Regions from separate parts of the Homo sapiens genome. Here region 2 is linked to region 1. The links are chromatin loops, found by intact Hi-C in ENCODE. Cell type or tissue: adrenal gland. All regions are shown on one strand. Each heading gives the region's core, and the rest is flanking DNA. Links, peaks and the distances in the headings are about the cores only.

What was found. A loop is a pair of places that touch in the nucleus more often than their neighbours do. Peaks named below come from ENCODE experiments on the same cell type or tissue, not always from the same donor. Only the 100,000 strongest peaks of a DNase experiment are listed, where the experiment ranks them.
Region 2: a loop joins it to region 1, with 8 times the contacts of the local background. A loop is called at or near these places in 18 of 110 quality-filtered maps.

What each region holds. Positions count from the first base shown.
Region 1 is chr5:108,628,122-108,639,412 of GRCh38, forward strand. No RefSeq gene overlaps it. Among named protein-coding and RNA genes, the nearest start is that of LINC01023, 94 kb to the right of the region's middle. In adrenal gland, for the core only: no CTCF peak of the experiment used is centred there; no DNase peak of the experiment used is centred there.
Region 2 is chr5:109,449,903-109,461,193 of GRCh38, forward strand. It overlaps LOC105379117 (a long non-coding RNA gene), which reads left to right and starts at 1,542. Exons shown (of 8, transcript XR_001742838.2): 1 at 1,542-1,851; 2 at 5,774-6,017. In adrenal gland, for the core only: no CTCF peak of the experiment used is centred there; a DNase peak (open chromatin) is centred at 5,970; H3K27ac peaks cover 271 bases.

The DNA.
Region 1 (11,291 bases), core at 1,251-9,250:
TTTTTGGTATTTCTCTTCATGACTTTCATTTGCTGTCATGACCCATGGGATCTTCATGATTTTCAATGAAGGGAGGAATTACATGGGTTCCCCTGGACTAGAACTTTAGTATTTTTTTGAGGACTATGATCACATATTTCCTAGCATTACTATTTTACTCTATTATTACAAATTTCTTGCTCATGCGAATAGGAAAAGGGAAGAGAAGACTGTGGAAGTGGAAATACTGAGGAGAAACTTATATTACTTGAGTTATGAGTAATTTGCTTCCAAAGACATAATATTTCCATATAGCACATACTCTAAAAATCAAGTGGACCCAAGGTAGGAAAGATTTACTGATATCTACTTTCTTAAAGTCGTATAACCAAAATTGAAATATGTAATGAAAAGAACACAGAGTCAGCTAGGTCAGATTCTACTTCACTCACTCTCTTTGTAGAAATTTGGGCAATTTAAGTAGTGTCAGCCTCAATATCGTCACCTGTAAAAATGGAAATAATAATTCCTAACAAGGTTTTCTAGGACTTGATGAGATAATGTATATGAAGATCTTTTACAATGAGACCTGGCCCCAGACAGATATGCAGTAAATATTTATTCCCTTTCCCTTTACCATCTTTGTGGATGCCAAATGAAAAAGCTGATGCACTTTAATTTATTGTCTGCCATCTTGTGGGGATAATAGTTATCTGAGCACATTAGAATGACTTTGTTGTACATTTCCACTGAATTATTCTCTGCCAGGTATCTCAAATCATTAGTCCTTTTTCCTTCAATCATAAGACTGTATGATATATGTATTTCATAAATTAAACTTGTCCTTAAACTGCATCTACTAAAAGGGATAGACCTTTAAAACATGTTCTAAATGTACCTAAAGAACAATATCCAACAGAGAAGGGCAGCAGTCGCAGGAAAATATTTTGTTGGAATGAGAGGGTAGAGGTTTGGCTGAGGCCAGCTGACATGAAACCAAGCTTTGTGACCCTTCTCCTCTTGTGGCTCTCAGATCCCGTATACCTTCACCTCACAGAGGAGTCCACAGTTAGAAGGGGCACTCATTGGTCCCCTGACCACACAGCAAGTCCCTGCTCCCATTTTCTGTCTCTGGCTTGTACTCCAAGCATGGTACGTTGGACTTCCCAAATGCAATCTGCTCTTTTGGTTGCTGTTGACAATTAAGATTTTACAGCCTGAAGTAATTTGTTTGAGGACGGAGTCCAGCAGCTTTGGGTGTCCTTTGCTATGATTGGTGGCATGGGCTTTCAGCCTCCATAATAGTGCACAACAGATGCTGAGGAACATCTCGTTCTAAGTGACACCACATTGGAAATGGAGAACCAGCCTCCGCAGTCATTTGTACGATCATTTGTATGATTGAATTTCCCATTTTGAGGGAGGCAGATGACACTTTTATCTAAAAACAATTTAGCTTTCTTTCTTTGGGGACGAGGGCCTAGATCTATGAGCAGAATACAAAAGAGATTATGGAGAGAGGGAGAAGGTCTGGGTGGAAGGAAATGAACCAAACCAAACAAAGCAATTAAGTGAGGAATTTGCACCCACCTGTTTTTTGTACAATGATAACACAATAACTATTTTTTTCCGTGAACACTTATTCCTTTAAGTTGGCTTCACCCAGTGTTCATAATAAAGAAGGATGAGGAAAACCAAAAACTTTATTTATATTTATCACATGATCAAATTGCTGGGCATTTGAGCAGCTTGGGAAACAGGATAGCTGCCTGGGTGAGAAGTGAGAGCTCTTCTGAGACAGCAGCCATGAGCAATTTAGACTGGTTGTCCACCAGCTGAACTCACAGCTGTACCCAACCCAGCAGCAGATGCTGTGGTCCTTGATCTGTTGTCAAGACTGAGGTGGTGTCAGGTTGTACTCTGCTTAGTTGTGGCATTTAAATCACAAAGGGCAGAGTGACAGAAAAGGCGGTGTTTTAAACATAGTTCCATGTAAGCTCTCAAAGGATGGCACTTTGGGGAGAGAATTATAAGCTTGAACCATCAAATCTAATATTGTTTGCTGTGACTTCTGAGTTATTTATGTTGCCTTTTCCAAATTTTCCTCCTTCTGCTATTTTTCTTTGGGAATTTCCCATAATTTATTTAAGGAAGGAGGGAGCATGTTCCCTGGACTTCCCCCAGGCCTTCTCCTGGACATTTCTGCACATTTCACAGACACAGAGAAGAGGGCTAGGCCTCTGCCTTAGCATATTTATAGGTACTCCTCTGACTATATCTTCCTCATAACCTGTTATTTCCTTTCCAATTGAACATGTGGTTGGACATACTAAATAAACGCAGGTTTATACATAAACTATTCCAATACCTAAATTCATTCTTAAGGAACTGGCTTGAATTCAACTTGAAAACTATGATGTGTTTATGCCTTAGCAAAAATAGAGTAACAAGATCTATGAGTCTATAATATGACTATCCTGGGTGTGAAGTGGTGTCGAGGGACCCTCTGCAGAGCTGGCATAGAAGTGAAGGAGCAGACATCCTCATACAACCAGGTCTCTAAATTCCAGGGTGTGTGCGTAAGGTGGGTGGTAACATTGTCCCAGTAGCTGTTTCTCCTCTGAAGAATGACCTGTTCCTCTTTCTACTGATAATTCTAAGGGAAGGATGAGAAGAGAAGAGAGAAGGAAGAAAGTTGTGTGTTATAGATAGCCGTCTTCTTTCCTTTGTCGATGTTACCTGTGTCCTAATCTCTTCTTATAAGTATGCCAGTCATATTGGACTAAGGCCCACCCTAAAAAATCCATTTTAAGTTAATTACGTCTTTAAAGTTCCTATATCCAAATACAGTTCCATTCTGAGGTACTGAGGATTAGGACTTCAAGATATGAATGTGAGAGTGAGTGGCATAATTTAGCCCATAATAGGCCATAAGGGAAGAAGTAGGATAATAGCATGTTCTTTACGACACAGCCCCTTTCACAGCCCCTTTCCCAAGGTCTTCCTATTATTACCAACCACCGTACATCCTCCTTGCTGTCAGACATCAATCTGGAAACAAGAAAATTGTTCTATTTGAGGGCAAGAAGAATTAAAAATGGGTCTTAGGGTCTAATAAGAGAAAAACCTGCTTAGTGTCAGGTGCCCTAAAAAAAAATGCTTGTAAAAATTAATTAGTGGGCTGAGGTTTCCTGTCTCCTAATTTTGCGAAGGGTTTACATTTTGTTAGGTTACTATGTAGGGAAGGGGAACTATTACCTACAACTTAGTTGTGGACCAGAACTCCCTTGCCTCTCCACTAATATGACACAAAAACTGTGAAATTTAGAAAGAAATTATTTGTAAACAAGAAACATGTAGCCTTGTTAGCCATTGGCAGCCATGCCACTACCATGAGGGAGGCCAGCCTGAAACCCAAACCAACACAGGGAAGGGGCACAGCCAAGCACTCCAGAGAAGTGGAGCCAGAGCCCTGATGAAACCAGGCTTAAAGCCACATGACCACCAAACTGTTTATTTTTGGAGAGATGGGGTCTCACTATGTTGCCAGGCTGTTCTCACACTCCTGGCCTCAAGGGATCCTCATGCCTCAGCCTCCCAAAGTGCTGGTATTACCAGTGTGAGCCAAACTGTGTATTACATGAGCCAATAAAGCACTTTCAGTGCTTAAGCTGAATGTTCTGTTACTCTGCATGTTCTGTTACTTCCAACCAAATACATCTTAATGGACCCAGAATTTGTTCCCAAGAATGTGGAGTTGAAAGTAACAGACTGTAAATTGCCAGGGTTGCTGAATGAAAATTAGGTAGAAGGTAGTGGACCTTTATTCTAGTCTGGGAAATTGGCGATCATTGTCATGTGATAGCACATCAGCTGGTTAAACACAGGGATTGTGACCACATGCCCTCTGAGGCTGTAGCACTAGAAAACCTGACAAAACTCAATGGGTTAGAATGCCTGTGGTCTTCAGAAGGATCATAAAATAAAAAGGCAAGCTTAGTCTTAACAGAGCTTGTACAAAAACAAAGAAAAGTGAAGCATGTGTTTTCTAAGAGAAGCCCTCACTGAAAACCTGGAAAAGCCTAGAGAATTACAGAGAAAGGGATATGACCCAAGTCAATGTCACCTGAACACCCCCACATAAACGATGTAAAGCATAATTTATCTGTCATGCTCAAACCAGTTTGAGTTGGGTTTTCAGTTATTTGCAGTTACTAATCTTCCAATGAATATTTACTTACTTTTAGTTACTTTCTTTAAATCAATACAAGGCCTAAAATGTGTCATTGTTGCTTAACATCTATTCCATTCTATTGTTCCTGCCTCTTCCAGGATATTCAAGGTTTTACTATTTTTCTTTTTGGTGTCTGGTTTCTGCTTAATCTGAAAAGAAGACAGATGAGCTAAATGCTGGCACTATTTGAGTAGAGCGACTTCTTAAACTACAAAATATCAAATCAGGATTCAGAAAATAGACCTGAGCATTTGTGCTTTGGTAATGCATTAATAGCCTAACCATGATAAGCTATTATCTACGCTAGTTCAGAACAGATCCAGCAACTGAATGGTAAACCAGCAATCTCTTCTTTTTGTCAGATTATAATCGCTGGCTTGTGGCTTGGCCCTTGCCTTCTCTGCTCTTGACTGAGGGCTTGGTGATTTCTCCTGGGGCCGAGACTTGGGAATGCAGTTCTCCACACTACCTCTGCCTCCATCTTCCCAGTATATGCCTTTCCTCTTCAACCCTTTTTTTTTGGGCAGTGGGGGCGGGGGACGGAGTCTCGCTCTGTTACCCAGGCTGGAGTGCAGTGGCGCGATCTTGGCTCACTGCAAGCTCCGCCTCCCGGGTTCACGCCATTCTTCTGCCTCAGCCTCCCGAGGAGCTGGAACTACAGGCGCCTGCTACCACGCCCGGCTAATTTTTTGTATTTTTAGTAGAGACGGAGTTTCACCGTGTTAGCCAGGATGGTCTCGATCTCCTGACCTCGTGATCCACCCGCCTCGGCCTCCCATTTAAAACCTCTTCTAGTATTATCATGACAACCATCTTAACAAAAGAACAAATTTCAATGGATACTCAAGATTCTCAGTTGCAAGTTGCAGAGACACAGTTCTAACTCTCTGGAGAAGAAGTGAATCAGCCCACATAATGCCATGGAATACCTGGGATCTGACCTTACAGGTGATTGGATACAGACCTCAAAAGCCAACAGGTCAATGTTTCTCCGTGTCTTTCTTCAAATAACTTCTCTTCTTTCTGAATGTCAGCTTTGGTCGTCCAGGCCAGCTGTCTTTATAAGACTCTAATGATAGCCAGATTTAGGCTTACATCCTGACAATTTCACGACAAGGGATGAAAGAGGGATCTGCCCTACCAGCTGCAGTTAGAAAAATTCTGAGAAAGGACTCTGATTGGCTTGACCTAGGTCATACACCCTCGTACAGTCACTGTGGCAAGCAGGAATGGGTATAAAGCTTGACTTATCTGAGCTAGGTACCCACTCCTCATAGAGGGAGGATGAGTGGCCTCCCTCAACACAGCCACATGGTTGGAATGAGTGAAGAATGATTCCCCAGAGAAGAAGGGGTACTGTTCTAGACAGACACAGCAATGCCTGTCCACTCAAGGCAGCAATGCCAGCAAAGTAGCAATCTGTTTAGTAGTGAGCTGGAAATGCATAGTAATATAATCAGTGACACATTCAGTAGGTACTCAATAAACGCTACTGAATGGACAACTTAGTCCTGCGCTCTCCAGCTTTGGAAATGGTTTTTACTCATATCTCAGTCTGGAGATGTCTGTTTAACCTCTGCCTTGCTCCCATTCTCAGTCTCTGGTCCTTCTGCCTACCTTCCCAAGAAATCTTCATGACTGTTTCAAAAGTAAAGGTACCAATAAGTCAGGCAATTTGCTTGTCTCATTTATTTCACAAATTGAAATATTTTTCTCTTTTTTAGTTTTTGCCTTCCTTCAGCCTCAGCTCCTGGCTACCCTTTGAACTTAGTGGTTTCCATTCTCACAGTCATGAGGGATTTCCTAGATGATGTATCCCATTGGCCAGATGCAAGATTTACTTAAAGTGTGTAAATACCAGCAGAAACAGTGCAATTACACATGTGGTCTACATTTAGGAACCTGGACTACCATTCATATGGGGATGCCTCAATTTATTGTAGATCCTCAGTTTGTCATTGGTGACAAGTGCAGAATGAATACTTCCCAAGTCCTGTTTCTAAGCAGCAACAGTTATGGAAAATCCTGAAGCCAGTTTTTGAGGGGCCTCCTCATTGAAACTTCTTGCCAGTTAACTGCCTTGTTACAATCAAACATGTGGAACACAGACAAAAATTCCTGAAAAGTGACCATTAGTTGACTATAAATAGCTGGGAGAAAAACATCCAATGGAAGCTCATGGAGGATTAGCTTGCCAACTAATGTGACAGATAAGACAGAAATGGGTAAATGCTTCCTTCTTCTTGGTACAAAGACAAAAAAAATGAATAATTACTCAATGTTTTACAAATGAGAAAATGTGTTTTTTTCTTTTTTAAAAAAAAAAACAAGAAAATAAAATCATGTATCACTTTGGGAGTAAACTCAGATCACACTATCCTAAAAGATAACTACAAATAAGAAACTCTGGTAATATCAAATGGAAATACATTGTATACAGCAACCCTGCTGTCTGAGACAGATACAAGAATCTAAACTATTGATTCTGGCAACACTTGTATGACTTTCCATTACAGCAAAGTTACTGAAATGGAAACGTGGACTACCATTTTGCAAAAAGGATAATCTCAAAAATATGGCCATCTTGAGAAAGAGGATATGCAAACACTGGACTCTTTATTTCTTGTCTATTATTGCTAGATTTCTCAATTCACAAAAACAAAATACTTGGTTAGCATTTACTGTGATGGAAAAAATAAGAATCTCCTATCTGGTATGTCAGATTAGTCATTGAGAGAAATGCAAATTAAAACATCTTGTGGGGAAATTTTGCTGTTCTGTAAATATATATAGCAAGTTTAAAAAGGAAAGTGGTAAAGGATAAAAGGAAGCTTTATAAGAACAGCTGACATAATTTCTCCAAAAATATCTATGGGAAACTTGTGTGCTGTGATTTTCATAGTTTATCACTAAAAATGTCATAGCACCTTATATTAATTAAATCATGGACATTTATGGCTAATTTCAAACACTATATTATTTTTTAAAGCAAAATATATTTCATGAGAAAAATCATGAAAATTAAAAATGAAGATAATTTCAAGTGTCAAACCAAATCATTTATTTATAAAATTAAGAATACTCATTCCAAGGGAAATCCCAGTTTATTTATTTTTTCCTTTTTATTTATTTATTTAGAGATGAGGTCTTGCTATGTTGCCCAGGCTGGTCTTGAACTCCTGGGCTCGAGTGATCCTCCTGCCTCAGCCTCACAAATAGCGGGTACTACAGATGCACATCACCATGCCTGGCTAAAGTCCCATGTTAAATGCATACATATTGTATTTTTCTGATTGTAAGAGATAGGTGCAGACCCCTTGATTTATGGCTAGAATATGACATACATGAGCATTTGCCTTTCCTAAGATAATTCACAAGCATCCCCCCAAAAAATATAGATAGGGATCAAAGTAAACAAACAAACAAACAAAAACAGAAGCAATTGAATTTGACCTTATAATGGTCATAAAGTGATGATGGACATGACCAAAGCCACAACATCAGTAGAAAGGCAGTGGAAGAAGTAGTAACACAGTGGCAGGGGCTTCCAAATGGGGGCTCCCCCTCACTGGTTGTGTGAAGAGAGATCCTGCGTTGATTTCAGGAGCACATGAAAGCGTGGAATGTTTGCTCTAGAAAAGAACTTTGATGAGCTCCCACCCTTCCATGTGACAGACAGGTAGACCAAGATGGGCTAGGGGATTAGCTCAGCCCCTTTCCTGCTTTTTCTGGCTAAAACCCTCCTATATGTAAGAACTCTTCTAATTTTTTTTTTTTTTTTTTGACACAGGGTCTCACTCTGTCACCCAGGCTGAGTGCAGTGGTATAATCATGGCTCACTGCAGCCTCAACCTCCCTGGCCCAAACAAATGATCCTCCCACCTCAGCTGGGACTATAGGCACATGCCACCATGCCCAGGTAATTTTTTATTTGTTTGTAGAGACAGGATCTTGCTTTGCTGCCCAGGCAACTCCTGGACTCAAGTGACCCTCTTGTTTCAGCCTCCCAAAGTGCTTGGATTACAGCCGTGAGCCACTGTGCCTAGCCTGTTCTAATTCTTTCCACCACCACAAATGCAAAATCTTTGGGGGCCTTGCCCCTGCAAAAGAAGTGCAGGTTTAGTTTTAATTTTTAAAATCTTTATTTTCTGTCTTTTAAAATGCGGCTTCAAATCTGCAATATAGAAAATATATGCTTTGGGGAAGCCCAAAATAACAGACTTTTTTTTAAATGACTTTCATTTTGGATCAGCCCACAGACCACCTGGTGAATTTTAGAATTCCAGAATGTTTGCATCTGAAAGGCCTTAGAGAGCATTTAGAAGCATATCCCTGCTTAGAAGAAATGGAAAGAGTGGTTTTTTCAGGTCATCTCACATGCCAGAGTCTCACCGGAAGCTAAGTGACTGCAGGGTTTGGGTCCAGCTCTCCTGATTCCACTCTAATGCTACTTCCATGTTCTCTGCTTCCTCTGTGTTCTTCCTTAACAAGGAGGGGCCTGGGGAGAGAGAAAGGGATTGAGAGAGGAAGAAATCTGAAGTTTCCATACTGGCCTATAGCAATATTTGCTTCTGCTAATATATAAAGCCTTCTATTATCTGACATTTTTGCCACAGTTTGTATCTATTTTGGGAAGTCATCATTCACGCAGATAAATCAATAGTTCTGCCCTCTCACTTATAAACGATCATTATGCATGAATTCTTTTGGAACTGCACTTTAAAAACCACCTATGCAGTGATTATTTCATTCATGCATTCATTCATTTAGCAAATATACATTGAGAACATACTCTGTGACAGAAACTGCTAGGTATGGGGAGGAAAAAGACAGATAAAATATTATTCCTTTCTCTGAGGTGCTTATAGTCTAATGGGAGTGAAAGACATACATCAAAACATAAGTACGCTCAGATGTTATGAATGCTGTGCTACAACTGTTGTGCAACACACAGCAACATAACAGAGTGGTTAAGTGTGTGATACTTGACTCACACTGTGAGAGGGAGCATCTCACTTCTGACACTTATACAAATTACTCAATATCCCTAAGCTTCCATTTCCTTATTTTTAAGCTAAAGGCAAATAATACTTCCTATGGCATAATATGTTATGAGGATTAAGTGAGATGTAACATGTAATGTTACTGGCATGTAGTAAGTGCTCAGTAAATGTTAGCCATTATTCTTATTATTTCTACAGTAGAAGCACAAAAGAGGTGGGGTGTCTTATTTGAGGGTCTAAAGATGCTTCATGGGAAGGTTTTACTCTAGCTGAGTCTGGAAGATGAACTAAATTGCTACCAAGTAATTGTGGGGAGAAATCGATTCTGGGCAAGAGGAGTTACACAAATAATATGCTAGCAGCAGGACACAGCCTGATACTGGAGAAACTTCTAGCCGTTTGGAGTGACCAGTGCTCCAGATGCAGGCCTAGTAGCTCTGTGCACCAGATCCAGGCAGAGACTGGGACCAGAATGCTACCAGAAGAACCTGGTTCTGTCCTATTCTCTGTGCCCCAGGGCAGCTGCTTGTAAGCCTTGGGGTCTTAGTTTTCTTATTTGGGAATTAAGGAGGTAAAACTAGATGACCTCTATTATTCCTTCCAGCTCCAACTTTCTGTGGTTTTAAGGTAAAATCTAATTAGGTCAAGCTAGAAGCTTTAGCTTGCATTCTGGGCAAAACCAATAAGTATTATGAATTAAGAAGCTGCTAAAGAAATATGTCGATTCTTCGGGGAAGTCTGTAGGGGGGAAGGAGGGAACATGGGGAAAGGGTGGGTGCAAACTTCTGAGCAGACACTGAGTTGAAGAGTATGCATACTAAGCACTACCTAAAAAGGATTAATGTGACTCACTTCTATTCAATTTTTCAAACTTGTGGACTTGTTCAGTTGCTACTGGGATGTGTTCAAAAGCTTCTGCTTTAGTCATTAGATAATTTCTCAATCAATGGCTACTAAATATTCTACTACTATAATGTTCTGGGAAGCATGACATATTTTTAACTTTTAAAGGGTTGTAAGTATAAAAATTCTGAAAATCATTAAATCTAGATACTGCTTAATTGTTACTAATTGACTTTGTCTCAGGGCTGTAAAGTAACCCACATAACCTAAAATTTAAAAAAAAAAAAAATTGGCCAAGAGCAGCAGCTCACACTTGTAATGTCAGCACTTTGGGAGGTTAAGGTGGGAGGATTGTTTGAGGCCAGAACTTTGAGACCAGTCTGGGCAACATAGTGAGACCCCTGTCTCTACAAAAAAATAAAAGGAATGAACTGGACATGGTGGCACATACCTGTGGTCCCAGCTACTTGGGAGACTGAGAGGGGAGGATTGTTTGAACTCAGGAGTTTGAGGCTACAGTGAGCTATGATTGTGCCACTGGACTCCAGCCTGGGCAACAGAGTGAGACCTCATCTTCAAAAAAAGAAAGTGTTTTTAAGAAAGTAAAATGAATCCAAGACAGATAAAAATGACACTGAGGGAAAGTAAAGCATGATCAAAATGAAGAAACGTCCCCTGAAAATGGAATCTTTGAAGATTTTCTGTATCAGAAACCTTACACTAAGGATGCTGGTAATATGGGAGGACTGTGGAGTTTTTGCACCCTGTTTTGAGCCTGAAGAAATTTGGAAGCTCTCTCTATTTACATAAAGGAGGTTTGCATGGCAGAAATGACCATCAGATCCTGATTAATTCTCATTGCCACTGACTCCATGTGACAGTAAAAGACGTTCATATTTTTGAAAGCCCAAGTGCACTCCATGTTTGAAAACAGAATTCATTCATCACGGAAGCTGCCCAGGAAGGGTGCTGGACATAGGTAAAAATCTCAAAGACAGTCCTCTACCCTAATCCAGGGGTATTATCTCCCTGCCATTAGTACATCCCAGAATATTCACATGGATGACTTCTGGAGCCTAAGAAATGCAGAGTGGTAGTGGAGAAATTGGGACTGCAAGGGGAAAATATGTGAAACTCACTTGTTGACAGCTATAATTGGGACTGAAATTGCATACATCCTTCAGTCTGTCTGTAAGGCTCAAACTACATCTTGAAACATGGTCAGTGTCAAC
Region 2 (11,291 bases), core at 2,173-10,172, 820 kb after region 1:
ACTATTAGATCAAAAGAAAAATTGCAGAATTTTTCAAAGGGGAAATAACTAAAATTGCACAATAATAACATGTGAATACTTCTTGAATTTAAGCAAGAGAAACCAATTCTTCAGTTTTAAATTGTTGGTATATGTTAGAAGTATTCTAATATGTAAATAATGCTGATTTTTCTTTTTCATATTTTTAGCTGGGTTTTTCAATGCGCAATTTTTAAAATGTTTATTATAATGTGATCGTAAAAATAGTTCACCTGCTATCACTTCCTATCTCACTTATGTTTCAGTGTGCAAGAAGAAATAAAATTGAACATCGTGGTGTATGTATATGTTATATTATACATATATACACACCCACAGGCATATGAAGCAGTGTGAGGTGGTGCCACATCCTTCTCAGTAATGGCTCTGAGTAGAGCCATCAACATTTTGTTCTTTCACCTCTTTCTGCTTTTCTTTCTTCCTCTTTTGCGAAGAGCCCTAAATACGTGCCTAGAGTAGAACAAGAAAGTAGATAGCCTAAACCTTTGCTACTTATGGAAGGGAAAACAAATCTCTGCCTTTAAGAAACAAACTTTTCATTCTTTCTGTTTTTTGCCCCTTCAGTTCTCATTTGCCCGCAGAGTAGTTCCTCCAAAGAAATTCTCTTCTCTCTTTCTACCTCCGTATCTTTTGTTTCCAGAACCCCGGTGGCAGAATAGGTACGATTTGCATAACGCTGCTGTTCTGGCTCTGCAGCAGTGTGGCCAGGGGTCTGCAGACTGAATTAGTCACAAATTGTAGTTCAGTGAACAGCAGGGAGGAGCAGGTAGAGACGACAGGCTCAGGGGTTTGGTGGAGCCCTGTAAAGACCAGGGCGGGGTTTTGTGGGGGACGCTGGGTGATTTTGCTGTCACAGTCTATTCTTCCTTGACTGTCAGTTCTGTTATTAGTTCAAATGGGACTGGCTGCAACATCAAGCTCTAGGAGTGGGCATATGACAAATCAGGGGTTCCCAAATCAGGAGAGTGATTGCTAAGCTGTAATACATGACCTTTGCCAGGACCATAAAAATTAGATCTGAGCGTTTTGGCAGAATACATTAAAAGACTCTCTCTCTCCTGGAGCTATTCTTCCAGACATTCCTCATGCTTTCTGGCCCAGCAACTTTGAACAAAATTCTTAAGTTTCAGAGAATTTTCTCCAATGAGGCTTGTCTCACCAAGGTAGAACACAGAAAACTTGCTGCTATCCCCATCCTTTTCGCTATAGGAAACAAATCTGTGAGTTAGATGACTTCACCAATCACTCAGATATAGTAAAGTTAGATTGAGAAGTCAACAACTTACAGAAGGAAGCTCTTGGGGCACTATTTGTTGAGGATAGCAACTGAGATGTATGGCTTTGGGGGTGGCAGTGATTGCATGATTGAGTTCCTCGGCCTGGAATGGCCTTGATGCCAGCAGTATTTGAACTCTTGCCAGCAGTGCAAAGAAAGCCCTCAGTGTTGGTGGCAGCAGCAGTGGTGGTGCTGGCTGTAGTTTCTTTAAACTGTGCATATTGGAAATTTGGCTGCAAGCAAGGTTCTCTGGCCTTTACAACAATTCTGTAGCCTGCAAAGTAGTCTTTTAATGAACTCCTTTTCTGTTTAATCCTCAGGGTCAGAGTGAGCAGTTACAAATAAGAACTTTGACTATAATGTTATAAAACTGGAAGACATAAACCTGGGAATTTCAGGGGCTCTGGCCTGAAGATAGGCCATTTGGAAACAAAGTTACATAGAAGAAAGCATGGCTAAGAGATCAAGCGTTAGAGACAGAGTGAAATTTGATGAATACTGGATCCAGCCTTGCCTGAGCTAATATGAATAGATATGTAAGTTGATAATTTGTTTTTCTTAAGTCGTTTTGGGTTGAGTTACCTGTCATTGCAATTCAAGGCACTCTGACTTATATAGGCTTTTAATTTATAGGCATATATGTGTGTGTGTGTATATATTTGTATATATATATATAATTATAACTTCTTTTTTTTGTGAGACAATGTCTCGCTCTGTCACCCAGGCTGGAGTGTGGTGGTGCCATCTTGGCTTACTGCAACCTCCACTTCCTGGGTTCAAGAGATTCTCATGCCTCAGCCTCTCGAGTAGCTGGAATTACAGGTGTACACAACCATACCTGGCTAATTTTTGTATTTTTAGGAGAGACAGTGTTTCGCCATGTTGGCCAGGCTGGTTTTGAACTCCTGGCCATACATGATCTGCCTGCCTCAGCCTCCCAAAGTGCTGGGATTACAGGCATGAGCCACCCAGCCATTATAACATCTTTTTATGCTGTATTCACATCCATTCCCAGGCCCATAATTAGATACTTTATGCAAAATAACTGAAAACTCTGTCTTGTTAGTTCTGTAGCAAAAGACATAGAAGTTCATAAGATTTCTTGCTAACTCAAGTATGTTTTGCTTTTTTATTTCTAGTTTTTTAATAAAAATATGAAAGCTGATTTAGAAGTGATGGGAATATCCACCCACAAAATCAGGATAATTGATGCCATGTGCCTTTTATAGAACAGAGTTTCTCACTCCAAAGTGAGAATCGAGTTCGACAGTGTTTTCTGAATGAATGCATACATCTTGATCCAGCAACTCTATGTTTATAAATTTCTAAGAAAATACTCATGGTTACCTGCAGAGCTTTAACCACATGTGAATATATACCAAATACAGGCAGAAATTTCTAAAAAGTAAAAAATCAACTTAATAAATAGTAGATTGCAATTTTATATTGCTTACAAGCCACATGTGATAAGGCTTTCATGTATATTAACCATGATATTATAAAAATAATTCTATGAAATTGATAGTATTAGTTTTCTCATCTCACAGATAAGGAAAGTGTGGCAAAGAAAAGCGAATACTCTTTACTTCAGTCATGAAGCCTGTCATGATCTAGCTTTGGAAGCCATGCCAAGCCACTTCTGCTGCAGTCTCTTCTTTAGAACTGACTCAGGCCCAGCACAGTGGCTCACTCCTGTAATCCCAGCACTTTGGGAGGCATATATTCATGAAAAAAGAATATAAGGAAACTCATGGAAATATTAACAGATTGCTGGACTTGCAGTTGATTTTTATTATTTCTATTTTTTGTTTATCTGAATTTACTAAGATTGACTTTGTCTAGAGAAAATCAAAACATATTTTTTGTAGTTGTTGTTAAATTCGACCTTTCTGTGAGATGACTTCCGTGTACTTAACTCCTTATCTCATTACCTTAAAATAATATGTTGATAAACCTTTGACTGATGCTGTATCAAATTCTTTTTTTACATTGTATGTAAACTGAGAGACAGTGATGTTGGGGAAGCTGTGACTTTAGCCTGTATTTATTGACATGCTGATGCTCAGATATTTGAAGTCTGAACTGAACTTAAAACTCTTGGTTCTTGCCTTTTGTTCTGTTGAATAGAAACCCCAAAGTTGCTTCATAGGATTTAAAGTAGCCAGAGAATATTTTTCCCTTTTAAAAACATGACCTATGCACACAGTGGCTTTTAGATACAAACAGATCATCCATTTGATATAGAGACCTCATCTCCTCTCATCTTAACTCTGATTCATCAGTGGCCCTTGCAGTCTCACTGAGATAGACATTCAGGCATAGTTTGTTGGATTTGTTCTGGTTCAGTGGTGGACAAAATTAGCCCATATACAGATAGCATCCTCCCACATTTAAATGAAAAGAAGAAAGTCATTGTCAGGCCTTTATTAGCCCCACTAAAATTTTGCCTCTCTGATTAAAAAGTTCAGTTTTTAAAAACTCACTGAAAAACATTGAGAGACTCAAACTTCATTTTGTTCTCCCCTCCAGTAAGTTACATCAGGATTCAAAATATTAAAGACAGCTATGATTAGAAAAACCATAGTGTGTTGGCCTTGTAAGCGGGCTTAGAGATTGTAGGCATGCATTGGTGGTAAGGAAGCAGAGCCTGCAAGTGTTGTAACTTACAAAGGTTACACAGAACAAAATGGGGTAACCAGACAAGAATTCAGATCTCACTTTAGGACAACTCTTTTCTAATTATACCACGCCACTTCTTGTTATGAGAACACTTTCCTGAAAATTTCCAAATTGGCTTGAGACCTCTGACATTTCCATATCATTTTTTCTTCTCATTGAAGATCATTAGGTCAAAACCATTGTTCTTCAGGAAAGTATGCCATGGTCACCATGCCCTTTTCTGAAAGAGAGGCTACATGTTTATAGTGAGAATATGTGGGTAATATCTGTAAATCTCCTGCAATGAAGCTATAATTGTATTTCTCATTGAGGTCATAGTTCTGCCCTGGGGAAAGGATAAAAAGAATCAGAATTTACCCTTTTTAATGTGGGGGTTCCCCACATTGACTTGGATGTAAAACTTTGGAAAAAAGCTTTTGTCATCTATTCCCCAACTGCCAACTGAGAGACCTTGGTACCGGAGCTCAGGACAGATGGATGAAGAGTCCTACCTTTAGGCAGAGAACTGGAGGCAATTTAGCTATTGTTTATCATTTGCACCACACAGAGAATTAAGGGAATATGAAATGCTTTATCTATTGGTATTCTGCTATTGCCATCTCATTGCGATAAAAAGAAATATAAGTATGGTATCACCCCAAACAAGAGGTAGGTCCAAGTTTAGAAGATTCCTACACCTGTATGATAGCATCTGTGATTTAAAAGTAATTTTATTTTACCTGATTCTCTTACCAGTTCTGTGATGTTAGCACAGTGGAAGATAATGGAATCCAGGGAAATGAAGTGACAGGACAATGACCACAGTCTGTTCCTGCAGTAGGAACCAGTTCCTCGGGTTTCTTCCTAGTCCTTTTTAGATATAGCTAAGGGAATCTTACAGACATGGAAACAATCAATTTAGATTATAAAGGTTTATCAACAAAAAGTATTCTGCTAAAGGCAAAAATCCTGTGATCTAGGTAGTCAGAACGCTGTCCTCACAGGGGCAGAAATGTTCTTCAGCTAAAGTATGTTCAGAATGGCTTCTTTTCCTTCTGGCTTTTGAACAAGAATTTGCAACTTTGGAAGACTATTCTCTCAGCGGAGAGAATGGCAAGTCTAAGAAAAAAAATGTTTATTTAAAAAATGGTATCCAAAAAGAAAGCTAATGCTTTTCATACTACTTAATATGTCATTGTTGTGTTACATTAGAAAGCAACAGGGTTTTGATGTGCCCTTATTATGGTTTACAGACTTAAAAAGCAGAAAAAAAAAAAAGGAAACAAAGGTCTCCCACCCATGTGGCAAAGTGTGCTTTGAAGTTCTGCTGCAATATGTTTTATAGATCTTGAGACAGGTTCACAAATTGCCAATCTGCAAAGCTGTCTGGATGACCTTTCCACACATAGAGGTGACCTAAGCAGAGTAGTATGCTGGCAATGACCAGGAGGCTGAGAAACTAGTTTCCTCGTAGAGCATGTGTTCATTTACGATTTTATTCACATTTTGCTTTGCACGCAGACTCAGTTCTTTTAGTTTAGTTTCCTTTCATTCAGTTTCCACAATTTGTATGGTTGACTTAGCGAAATAATTACTTTTGGTAAAAAATATTCCTTGAACATTATTCATTATTTGGTTCATCATTTGCAACAAATATCTTTTAGGTTAGACATTGAGCTGGTAACTCCATTTGTGGTCTTGCCCCTCTTTTATCCATTTAGCTTTTCTATATGCTGTTTCCTCCATTTAGAAATCCCCTTACTGTTGCTCTTTTCTAACAGTCTCCTCCTTATTCTGCAGACTCATCTTTTCTGAAAAGACTTTCTTCATCCACAAATGGCTTTGATGCTAATACCTTTATTTATGCCTGATGGGAATAGATGAGATCACTCAGGAAGAATATGTCATGTGAAAACAGAAGAACTGGTTTGTACCGGACACAGAGGAAACAGTGCCTGCCAGGGAGAAGGGAGAGGAGTGCTAGAGAGGGAGGAGAAAGCCAGGAGAAAGGCCAAGGGGTAACTGTTTCTACATGCAGAGCGTGGTAAGTGCCAGTCACTGCTACAGAGAAGACAAGCAAACTGAGAAATGGAATGCGTCATTGGTCTGTACTTGTATCTGCTCATTTTCATACAGAATAACACCAGAATGACTCATAAGAATCTAACAGTGGTTACTTATAGAGGTGACTGGCCCTGAGCAGCTAAGGATCATGTACAGAAGGTAGACTTTTATATTTTGCATACCTTCTAAAGTTTCTGAGTTTTGAACTACGTGAATGAATTACGTATTAAATACACTAAATCAAAATTATTTAGACTCACACCTGTAATCTAGCACTTTAGGAGGCTGAGATAGGGGGAGGCACTTGAGACTAGTAATTCAAGACCAGCCTGGACAAACATAGTGAGAACGCACACCTAAATATTTTTTTAATAAAAATAAATGAAAGAAAAAATTTAGACTAACTATAATACTCTAATATTCATATCAAATTAGCAAGATATACAAACTTCCAAAATTTTTATATAAAATTAAAATTGGGTTTAATGGGTCAAATGATCTAAATCAACATTTTGATGAAATTCATGTAATAAATCCTTGGCAAAAATCATTATTGCATTTGTTAATTATACTGTATTGGAACACAGAAAATCTTTTCCAATCTATTTGGATTGAGAAACATTTTATTTGTATTTTAGTGTTTAATCATTTCTGGCTCTCAGTCAAGCAAACAAAATATTCTGAAATGCTATAATGCATTTTCTCAATGCTACAAAGCTTCTGCAATCTTTTCTTACTTTACTTTTCTTTCTTTTTTTTTTCTTAAGGTAGGTGAAATGCAACAGAAATACAAGATTTATATGTACCTAAGGAGGGATAAAATCTTTATGTCCATCACATACTTTATCTAATAAAGTAAGAATGTTAAAAAGACAGTTTTCCATTTGGGGAAATGAGGTAATGAAAATGATAGAATTCTGATTTCAAAGGATTATTTGTTGAAGTGTTAGTTTCCAAACAATCCAAACAGGTAAACCAAGGATTTTTTTTCTGGCTTTACATATGATATACTCTATTATTATAAATCTTATTATTATACACTTTTTAAAATGTATTGGTTACATACAGTAAGTTTTGTGTCTTAAAACAAAAATATTTCTATCCCATTTGCTGCCATCTCTATCTCTTTCTGTATTAAAGCACCCTTGTGAGAAAAGCTTGGTCTCTAGCAGTCTTGGGAGGACATCCAACCTGTCAGATCCTCCTTTCTGGGTTTATTTATAGCTAAATAAGAGATATATATATATATAACCAATTTTACCTGAATAGTATGAAATAAATTCCATTTTAATTTTATTGTTTAATAAAAAGCCAGGAGAGGGTAGAGCCAAGATGGCCAAATAGGAACAGCTCCAGTCTACAGCTCCCACGTGAGTGACACAGAAGATGGGTGATTTCTGCATTTCCAACCGAGGTACTGGGCTCATCTCACTGGGGAGTGTTGGAAAGTGGGTGCAAGACAGTGGGTGCAGTGCCTCCAGCGTGAGCCGAAGCAGGGCGAGACATCGCCTCACCGGGGAAGTGCAAGGGGCCAAGGAATTTCCTTTCCTAGTCAAAGAAAGGGGTGACAGATAGCACCTGGAAAATCGGGTCACTCCCACCCTAATACGGCTCTTTTCCAATGGTGTTAGCAAATGGCACACCAGGAGATTATATCCTGTGTCTGGCTCAGAGGGTCCTACGCCCACAGAACCTCACTCATTGCTAGCACAGCAGTCTGAGATCAAACAGCAAGGTGGCAGCGAGGCTGGGGGAGGGGTGCCCACCATTGCGGAGGCTTGAGTAGGAAAACAAAGGGGCCAGGAAGCTCGAATTCGGTGGAGCCCACCGCAGCTCAAGGAGGCCTGCCTGCCTCTGTAGACTCCACCTCTGGGGGCAGGGAATTGCCAAACAAAAGGAAGCAGAATCCTCTGCAGACTTAAATGTCCCTGTCAGACAACTTTGAAGAGAGTAGTGGTTCTCCCAGCACGCAGCTGGAGATCTCAGAACTGACAGACTGCCTCCTCAAGTGGGTCCCTGACCCCAAAATAGCCTAACTGGGAGGCACCCCCTAGTAGGGGCAGACTGACACCTCACACGGCCGGGTACCCCCCTGAGACAAAACTTCCAGAGGAACGATCAGGCAGCAACATTTGGTGCTCACCAGTATCCGCTGTTCTGCAGCCTCCGCTGCTGATACCCAGGCAAACAGGGTCTGGAGTGGTCCTCCAGCAAACTCCAACAGACCTGCAGCTGAGGGTCCTGACTGTTAGAAGGAAAACTAACAAACAGAAAGGACATCCACACCAAAACCCCATCTGTACATCACCGTCATCAAAGACCAAAGGTAGATAAAACCACAAAGATGGGGAAAAAACAGAGCAGAAAAACTGGAAACTCTAAAAATCAGAGCACCTATCCTTCTCCAAAGGAACACAGCACCTCACCAGCAACGGAACAAAGCTGGACAGAGAATGACTTTGACAGTTGAGAGAAGAAGGATTCAGACGATCAAACTACTCCAAGCTAAAGGAGGAAGTTCGAACCCATGGCAAAGAAGTTAAAAACCTTGAAAAAAAATTAGATGAATGGCTAACTAGAATAACCAATGCAGAGAAGTCCTTAAAGGACCTGATGGAGCTGAAAACCAAGGCATGAGAACTACATGACGAATGCACAAGCCTCAGTAGCTGATTCAATCAACTGGAAGAAAGGGTATCAGTGATGGAATATCAAATGAATGAAATGAAGCGAGAAGAGAAGTTTAGAGAACAAAGAATAAAAAGAAACGAACAAAGCCTCCAAGAAATATGGGACTATGTGAAAAGACCAAATCTACGTCTGATTGGTGTACCTGAAAGTGAAGGGGAGAATGGAACCAAGTTGGAAAACACTCTGCAGGATATTATCCGGGAGAACTTCCCCAATCTAGCAAGGCAGGCCAACATTCACATTCAGGAAATACAGAGAATGCCACAAAGATACTCCTCGAGAAGAGCAACTCCAAGACACATAATTGTCAGATTCACCAAAGTTGAAATGAAGGAAAAAATGTTAAGGGCAACCAGAAAGAAAGGTCAGGTTACCCACAAAGGGAAGCCCATCAGACTAACAGCTTATCTCTCGGCAGAAACTCTACAAGCCAGAAGAGACTGGGGGCCAATATTCAACATTCTTAAAGAAAAGAATTTTCAGCCCAGAATTTCATGTCCAGCCAAACTAAGCTTCATAAGTGAAGGAGAAATAAAATACTTTACAGACAAGCAAATGCTGAGAGATTTTGTCGCCACTAGGCCTGCCCTAAAAGAGCTCCTGAAGGAAGCACTAAACATGGAAAGGAACAACCGGTACCAGCCACTGCAAAAACATGCCAAATTGTAAAGACCATCGAGGCTAAGAAGAAACTGCATCAACTAATGAGCAAAATAATCAGCTAACATCATAATGACGGGATCAAATTCACATATAACAATATTAACCTTAAATGTAAATGGACTAAATGCTCCAATTAAAAGACACAGACTGGCAAATTGGATAAAGAGTCAAGACCCATCAGTGTGCTGTATTCAGGAAACCCATCTCACGTGCAGAGACACACATAGGCTCTAAATAAAGGGATGGAGGAAGATCTACCAAGCAAATGGAAAACAAAAAAAGGAAGGGGTTGCAATCCTAGTCTCTGATAAAACACATTTTAAACCAACAAAGATCAAAAGAGACAAAGAAGGCCATTACATAATGGTAAAGGGATCAATTCAACAAGAAGAGCTAACTATCCTAAATATATATGCACCCAATACAGGAGCACCCAGATTCATAAAGCAAGTCCTTAGAGACCTACAAAGAAACTTAGACTCCCACACAATAATAATGGGAGACTTTAACACCCCACTGTCAACATTAGACAGATCAATGAGACAGCAAGTTAACAAGGATATCCAGGAATTGAACTCAGCTCTGCACCAAGTGGACCTAACAGACATCTACAGAACTCTCCACCCCAAATCAACAGAATATACATTCTTCTCAGCACCACACCGCACTTATTCCAAAACTGACCACATAGTCGGAAGTAAAGCAGTCCTCAGCAAATGTAAAAGAACAGAAATTATAACAAACTATCTCTCAGACCACAGCGCAATCAAACTAGAACTCAGGATTGAGAAACTCACTCAAAACCACTCAACTACATGGAAACTGAACAACCTGCTCCTGAATGACTACTGGGTACATAACAAAATGAAGGCAGAAATGAAGATGTTCTTTGAAACCAACGAGAACAAAGACACAACATACCAGAATCTCTGGGACACATTCAAAGCAGTGTGTAGAGGGAAATTTATAGCACTAAATGCCCACAAGAGAAAGCAGGAAAGATCTAAAATTGACACTCTAACTTCATAATTAAAAGAACTAGAGAAGCAAGAGCAAACACATTCAAAAGCTAGCAGAAGGCAAGAAATAACTAAGATCAGAGCAGAACTGAAGGAGATAGAGACACAAAACACCTTTCAAAAAATCAATGAATCCAGGATTTTTTGAAAAGATCAACAAAATTGATAGACCACTAGCAAGACTAATAAAGAAGAAAAGAGAGAAGAATCAAATAGATGCAATAAAAAATGATAAAGGGGATATCACCACCGATCCCACAGAAATACAAACTACCATCAGAGAATACTATAAACACCTCTATGCAAATAAACTAGAAAATCTAGAAGAAATGGATAAATTTCTCGATACATACACCCTCCCAAGACTAAACCAGGAAGAAGTTGAATCTCTGAATAGACAAGTAACAGGCTCTGAAATTGAGGCAATAATTAATAGCTTACCAACCAAAAAAAGTCCAGGACCAGATGGATTCACAGCCGAATTCTACCAGAGGTACAAGGAGGAGCTGGTACCATTCCTTCTGAAACTATTCCAATCAATAGAAAAAGAGGGAATCCTCCCTAACTCATTTTATGAGGCCAGCATCATCCTGATACCAAAGCCTGGCAGAGACACAACAAAAAAAGAGAATTTTAGACCAATATTCCTGATGAACATCGATGCAAAAATCCTCAATAAAATGCTGGCAAACCAAATCCAGCAGCACATCAAAAAGCTTATCCACTATGATCAAGTGGGCTTCATCCCTGGGATGCAAGGCTGGTTCAACATATGCAAATCAATAAACATAATCCAGCATATAAACGGAACCAATGACAAAAACCATGTGATTATCTCAATAGATGCAGAAAAGGCCTTTGACAAAATTCAACAACAGTTC